2 separate regions of the Mus musculus genome follow, and region 2 is linked to region 1. The links are chromatin contacts, found by Hi-C in ENCODE. All regions are on one chromosome and are shown on one strand. The core of a region is the stretch at or near the end of the contact, and the rest is flanking DNA. Distances in the headings are between cores, read along the strand shown.

Region 1 (3,250 bases), core at 120-2,619:
CCTTCTGAGACCCGCACACCGCCTCCCCCTTAGTAAGGAGCTAGTCAGTTAATGCTGCTTGGGGAGGGGGGAACATTTTTTTTCTTCCAGTGGAGTAGCGTCTGATAATTTGCCCATGGTCCAATAAGTAACCTCAAACCCAAATAAAAGAAATGATAAACTATGAAAAGGAAAATAATAACAACAATTTAGAGCTCAGTTGGTCAAATACTCACCCGGTAAGCATAAGGGTCGGGATTCAGTGCCCATGCAGAGAATGCTGAGTCCGGTAGGGTCAATGCAAACCCAAAACTCTCACCTCAAAGGGAAGGAAAGAGTGTTTATTCTGAAGCTAAATATGAGTGGCCAGGGCTAGGGAATGCAGGTTCAGGCTACCCCAAATTCCTTATTCCAATGTGGTAATGGTTCAATAAAGTTGGGTTTTGTTTGTTTGTTTGTTTTAGCAACAGAACAAAGAATGTTATAAATGAAGACACTTTTTACAAATATTGGCGAAGACATTACAGCAGAGCAGCTAGAGGCTTCAGATGCTAGTCGATGACACTCTTAACTTTTTGGCTGGTAGAAAGAGGTTTTGTCCAGTTAATACATTCTGAAGGGTTTTATCTGTTAGTCACAGGAAGTTAGGTGAGACATGGAGTACTAAGGGATGGTGGTTTAGGGGGCCAGAGATAGCCCAAGATAAACTGTAATTTGGCTGTGAACCTGCAACTTCCCAACCTCTGCACAGTCACTGGAGTCCTAATGGGTTAATCAGCTTTGAGGAAGGTTCAACAGATGAAGAGCTTCTGTCTGGGTCCTGTCCCCTCAGCAGTGCTCCCTGGAGCTCAATGATGCACCAAACCGATGAGACATCCTGTCTTAGTGGTGCCTGAGGGAATGACACCCCTGTAGCCTCCACGGAGACATGCATGTATCGGTGCCCCCTCCCCACTCAAAAATCATTCTTTTTGTTTGAGACAAAATTTCATTATGCAGCCCAGACTGGCTTCAAACTTACAACCCTCCTGCCTCTACCTCCCAAGTTTTGGGATTTCGTGTGTGTATCTGATGTGAGATAATTTTTACATAGCTCTATTACAGGGTGATAAACATACACATTGCTATCTGGGGGCAGTTGAGTGGTCTTTTTTTTTTTTTTATATGCTGGTGTCTGGAGTTATGAGAGGTCTTCTCTTTCTTCCTTACTTTGAGTTTTTATTGTTGGTACAGTGCACCCAGAAACATGACAGTGACAGAAATTAAGCAGAGGAACAGTGACAATGGCAGAGTCTGTTGGGGTAATGGCAATAGGCAGCACTGAAGATGGAGAACGGCCAGGGCCAAAACCACAGGGAGCAGAAACAGGACGGCAGGGCTATGAGGAGCTGACAGTGCTGCAGGCCCTCTCCCTGGAAGCCTCTGGGGAAGCTGCCAAGACTTCAAAGCTGAGCAAGGCCTTCAGACACAGTCTGCCCAAGGGCTTTAGTATCTCCCGCTTTAGGGCCAAGATTGCTGGCAAAGGAAGCAATTCTCCCTGCCTGTCCATAATACCTGTTTGGATAGCATAAAAAGTCCCTAGCTGATCAGTTACAGGGAGACTTCAGAAATAAAACATGTTCCATACCTGTAGAAACAGAGGCTACACCATGGACTCTGTCTCAGTAAGCAGGAGCTAAGAGCTGGGCAGAATCTTCATTTCCTGTTAATAGTCCCCATAGAAGACAGTCACATGCTGTCCAGTGCAGCCACTGCTGAGCACAACGCTGAGGGACATTTTCTCAAGTTCTGTAGATTGCACTAGAGTCCAGAGAGAGTACTTCTCCAAAACAAGTTCTTTTATTTTTTATTTTATGTATGCATGTAAATCTTAGTTAGGGTTTTACTGATGTGAATAGACACCATGACCAAGGCAACTCTTACAAGGACATTTAATTGGGGCTGGCTTACAGGTTCAGAGGTTCAGTCCATTATCATCAAGGCAGGAGCATGGCAGCATCCAGGGAGACATGGTGCAGGCAGAGCTGAGTTCTACATCTTCCTCTGAAGGCTGCCAGCAGAATACTAACTTCCAGGCAGCTAGGATGAGGGTCTTAAAGCCCACACCCACAGTGACACACCTACTCCAACAGGGCCACACACCTTTAATAATGCCTGGGCAGAGCATATAGAAACCATCACATGTATGTATGCTGTGTTTTGTGACAAGTTCTATCTATGTAATCCCAGATATCCAGGAACTTGCTTTATAAACCAGGCTGGTCCTCAATTCACAGAGAATTAACTGTCCTAGATTATCTTTGTAGACCAGGCTGGCCTCAAACTCACAGACCCACCTGCCTCTGCCTCCCAAGTGCTGAGGTTAAAGGTGTACATCACCAGGCTCAGACACTACATGTGTGTGTGTGTGTGTGTGTGTGTGTGTGTGTGTGTGTGCAGGTGTATATGTGTTATGTGTGTATCAATCCATGAAGAGACCAGAGATCAATTTCGGATGTTATTCCTCGGGGGACACCCATTTTATTTACTTATTTATTATACATGTACTCATGTGTGTGTGTGTCTGTGTGTGTGTCTGTGTGTGTACATGTGTGTGTATGTGTATGTATGTATGTGTGTACATTCATGTCCGTGAATGTGGATGTAAATGTGGGTATATGGAGATCAGAGGACAACTTGGGTGTTGCTCCTCACCTTTTATCTCTGGGCAGGTCTCTGTTGTCCTGATGTGTGACCCAAGTTTCTGGGATTCTCCTGTCTCTGGCTCACACTGGGGATTACAGACAATTGTATATGTCCCTTTTCTCTTCCTCTCTTTCTGTCTGTCAGTCTGTCTTTTTTCTTTTGGATTTTTTGAGACAGGGTTTCTCTGTGTAACAGCCTTAACTGTCCTAGATTATCTTTGTAGACCAGGCTGGCCTCAAACTCACAGACCCACCTGCCTCTGCCTCCTGAGTGTTGGGATTAAGGGCCTGTGCCCCCATGCCTGGCCCACACATCCCATTTCTTATGTGGGTCCCAGGGATTCAGATGCTCTTGCTTGTGCACCAGTTGTTTTTACTGAGCCTCGTCCTTTGAGACAGGGTTCTCCTTGGCCTGCAGGTTTCTCATCTGCTGGGTTGGTTAGACCCAGAGTTTTGCTTGTCTGTCCTGCCTCTTCCCCAGAGCTGGCATTGTAAGCTAAGCACACATCACCATCAAGATTTCAAACACTTGCCTTGCAAGGCAAGCATTGTACCAACTGTGACTTCCCCAGCACTCCCTCGCAGCT
Region 2 (2,995 bases), core at 148-2,647, 190 kb before region 1:
CAGCAGGACCTGGCACCTTACACCCCCACAGAGTGGAAACAGGATTCCAGCTGTCTATTTAAGCAGAGCACACTCACCAAGGGGCGCAGATCTGTTCAACCTGGGCAGGACACAGCCCCCTCTCAGAATATCTCCTTCACAGTGGACAGCAGTAAACCTCTGGCTATCAGGAAGGCCCTGGACTAAACCGGAGTCAACCCCAAGCACTATGAGCCTAGACTGGCACCTTTGACACAAGTTGGAATGTCTCCTGACATGGGGTGTGAGAAATCAGGTACCTGCGTCAGGCAGGCCCTGCTGGAAGGAGGCATGGTGCCTGTACCCGTTACAGAAGGCCAGAGCCTTGTTGGTTTCTGATCTCACATATGACCGCAGGATCATCCGTGGGGCTTGGTTTTTCCATCTTACAGATAGGATGGGAGCAGTGACACCCCCCCCCCCGCCCCCAAGGCTCTGTCACTGATAAACGTTCAGCTGCATGGACATCTGTCAGGTCAGCCCTTGGAGAGCTAAATCCACCTGTGACCCAGCAGGATCCAGCGGAAGCACAGCCCAGGAACGAGAGCAGGTCCCTAGAGGATCTGTGCATGCGTGTTTACAGCAGCCAACACAAGAGCCCAGGAGCCCAGGAATGACATATGCATGGACTTCCTATACAGAGGAAAGAATATTACTAAGCCTGAGAAAGGAAGGAAATCCTGTCATGTGCCACAGCATGCACGGGCCCTCAAAAAGTCACATTATACGATCCATTTAGATGGTGTGTCCAAAATAGATCCACGGAGACCTGAAGTACGTGACAAGTGGCCAAAGCTAGGGAAGGACAAACTGTGGATGGGGACAAAGTTTCCTTATAAGAAAGATATTCTCAAATGGAGCATGGTGGTAGTTACCCAGGCCACAAAATGACAGGCTTCCAGAGGATACTGTTGTATTTTGTTTTGTTTAAGATAAGGTCTCACTGTATAGCCCTGGAACTCACTACGTGGACCAGGCTGGCCCAGAGCGCAGAATAGAGAATCACCTTGCCTGTGCCTCCAGAGTGCTGGAATTGAAAGTGTGAACCACCACACCCCAGCCCAAGATGGATTTTACAGTCCTGACTGTAGCTCCTGGGCCTCTTTGGCATGTTCCTAGTCAGTGCTGCCCCCTACAGGCAGCAGCCCTGCCCTGCAGCCACACTCACCATAGTCTGAGTCCTTGAAGCAGGCATCCAGGTGATCCTGCTCCTCGTAGTCCTCCAGATCCACACTGTTCTTGGCAGTCCTCTTCAGCAGGCGCTTGCCTGTGCCTTTGTTGCCACCACCAATCTTCCGGGCACCATGGGCTGCCAGTGAGCCACCCTTGGCCTGCCCCGTGCCCCATGTGGTCTGCAGGCAAGAGTCAGAGGCCTGCAGATTGGCCATGGAGAGCATTCCCTGAATGGCTTCCTGTGTGCTGGGGGAGGCAGGGGGCTGGCTGGGGACAGAGAGAAACAACAAGCATTCAGCCATGGCCCTTGGCTCACAGCCAGGACACTTGGACCACAGACTAGAGCCCACAGCCCACAGTTTGCAGTCCAAGGTGCTGTAACTGCAGCCCAAAGCCCTTGGCTGTATACTCGCTGGCCCAGGCAGCCAGCGGCTAACAGAATGATATGGGCTGGAAACTTAACAGTGGAGAAGGTCTGGCAGGCCCCTCTGTACACCCAGTCACACTCCAGGGAGGGAATGAGGCCTTGGGTGGAATAAGGACACACACCAGAAGGCAGATGGGATAAAATCTTGCACCACAATGCAACAGTTCTCACATCTTTTGAGTTGGCCTGAGGTCCAGCTGCCAGCTCTCTATGCTCTTCCATAGCCTGACCTCAGTCCTGGCAAGGAACATTCCTTCTCCGCAGTCCTACACTGAGAACGAGGAGTCCCCACATCTCTCCCATGACACACTCTTCCAAGGTGATGCACGTCCAAGTATGAATCCAGACCCTCATCTACACCTTCCATCGACACCCACACGCTCACCAAGCCCACACCTATACCTGTGCCCTGGTCTCACCTCTACCTGCACACACACACACACACACACTCACCTACATCTGTACTCACTCTCATCTGTATTTACACCCCCACATCTACATGTGCATACACCTCCATCTACACATGCACCTACACCCTCATCTACACCTACAACCCATCCACGCCTACACCCCTATCTATACCTATACCCCCATTTATACCTACACCACATCTATACCTACACCTATACCCTCACCTACACCTATACCCTTATGCCTACACCTTCATCTACAGCTGTGCCTGCACCCACAGCTCTGTGTACACCTGCACATACCCTCATGTACACTTGTACTCAGCCCTGCACCCTCACCATGTACACCTGTACACACACACACACACACACACACACACACACACACACACACACACAATCTCTATCTGTATCTACACATCTCTTGGTTAGGCACAGCCATGCCTCAGCTTAGCCAGGTTTCCCTCTCTGGGTCCCTCCATGAAGGACTGACCACAGGGCTCCATCTGTAATCCTCTGCCAAGTCCTGTCCTGGCTGCCATGCCCTTTCTGCACTTTCCTAGCAATGCCCCTGTCTACTGCCCCACGCCCTCATCTCCCCCAGGGTACACTGGTGCCCTGCCTTCCAGAAAGAGCATCCCAAACTGGGATTAGGGAGCAGTGCTCATCATCATTCCACAGGCCTGAGGCCTGGATGCTGTTAGACTGTAAAGAACCCAGGGGTTGGGTCTTGAGCAGCTTCCTGGTGGTCTCCACAGTCTCCACCAGGCTCTCAGACAGGATCCGGCTCTGACTTCTCGGGGCCCTGTGCTGGCCCAGCCCACTCACCTCCTCCAGCCTAGGCTTCCCAGCTGTCTGGGCAAGAACCACCTGGACAGCTTTAAAAACACCCACACCTAGGCCCTGTCAGGAGAGTCTGAGTTGGGGAGTGGCACAGGATCCCAATGGCTGCACAACGCCCAGGTAG

What was found. A loop is a pair of places that touch in the nucleus more often than their neighbours do.
Region 2: a loop to region 1 is called in a map of gastrocnemius, with 3 times the contacts of the local background. The contact joins two enhancer-like sites. A Hi-C loop is called at or near these places in 7 of 37 maps with a recorded cell type or tissue (Patski, adrenal gland, gastrocnemius and 1 more).

Annotation. Positions count from the first base shown.
Region 1 is chr13:49,000,509-49,003,758 of GRCm38, forward strand. No RefSeq gene overlaps it. Among named protein-coding and RNA genes, the nearest start is that of Fam120aos, 34 kb to the left of the region's middle. Within about 2 kb of position 1,370, at least 1 of the 3 ENCODE cell types and tissues checked has a DNase peak (open chromatin) inside an H3K27ac peak, as active enhancers do.
Region 2 is chr13:48,806,419-48,809,413 of GRCm38, forward strand. It overlaps Phf2 (PHD finger protein 2), which reads right to left. Exons shown (of 22, transcript NM_011078.3): 18 at 1,187-1,458. Among named protein-coding and RNA genes, the nearest start is that of Phf2, 63 kb to the right of the region's middle. Within about 2 kb of position 1,398, at least 1 of the 3 ENCODE cell types and tissues checked has a DNase peak (open chromatin) inside an H3K27ac peak, as active enhancers do.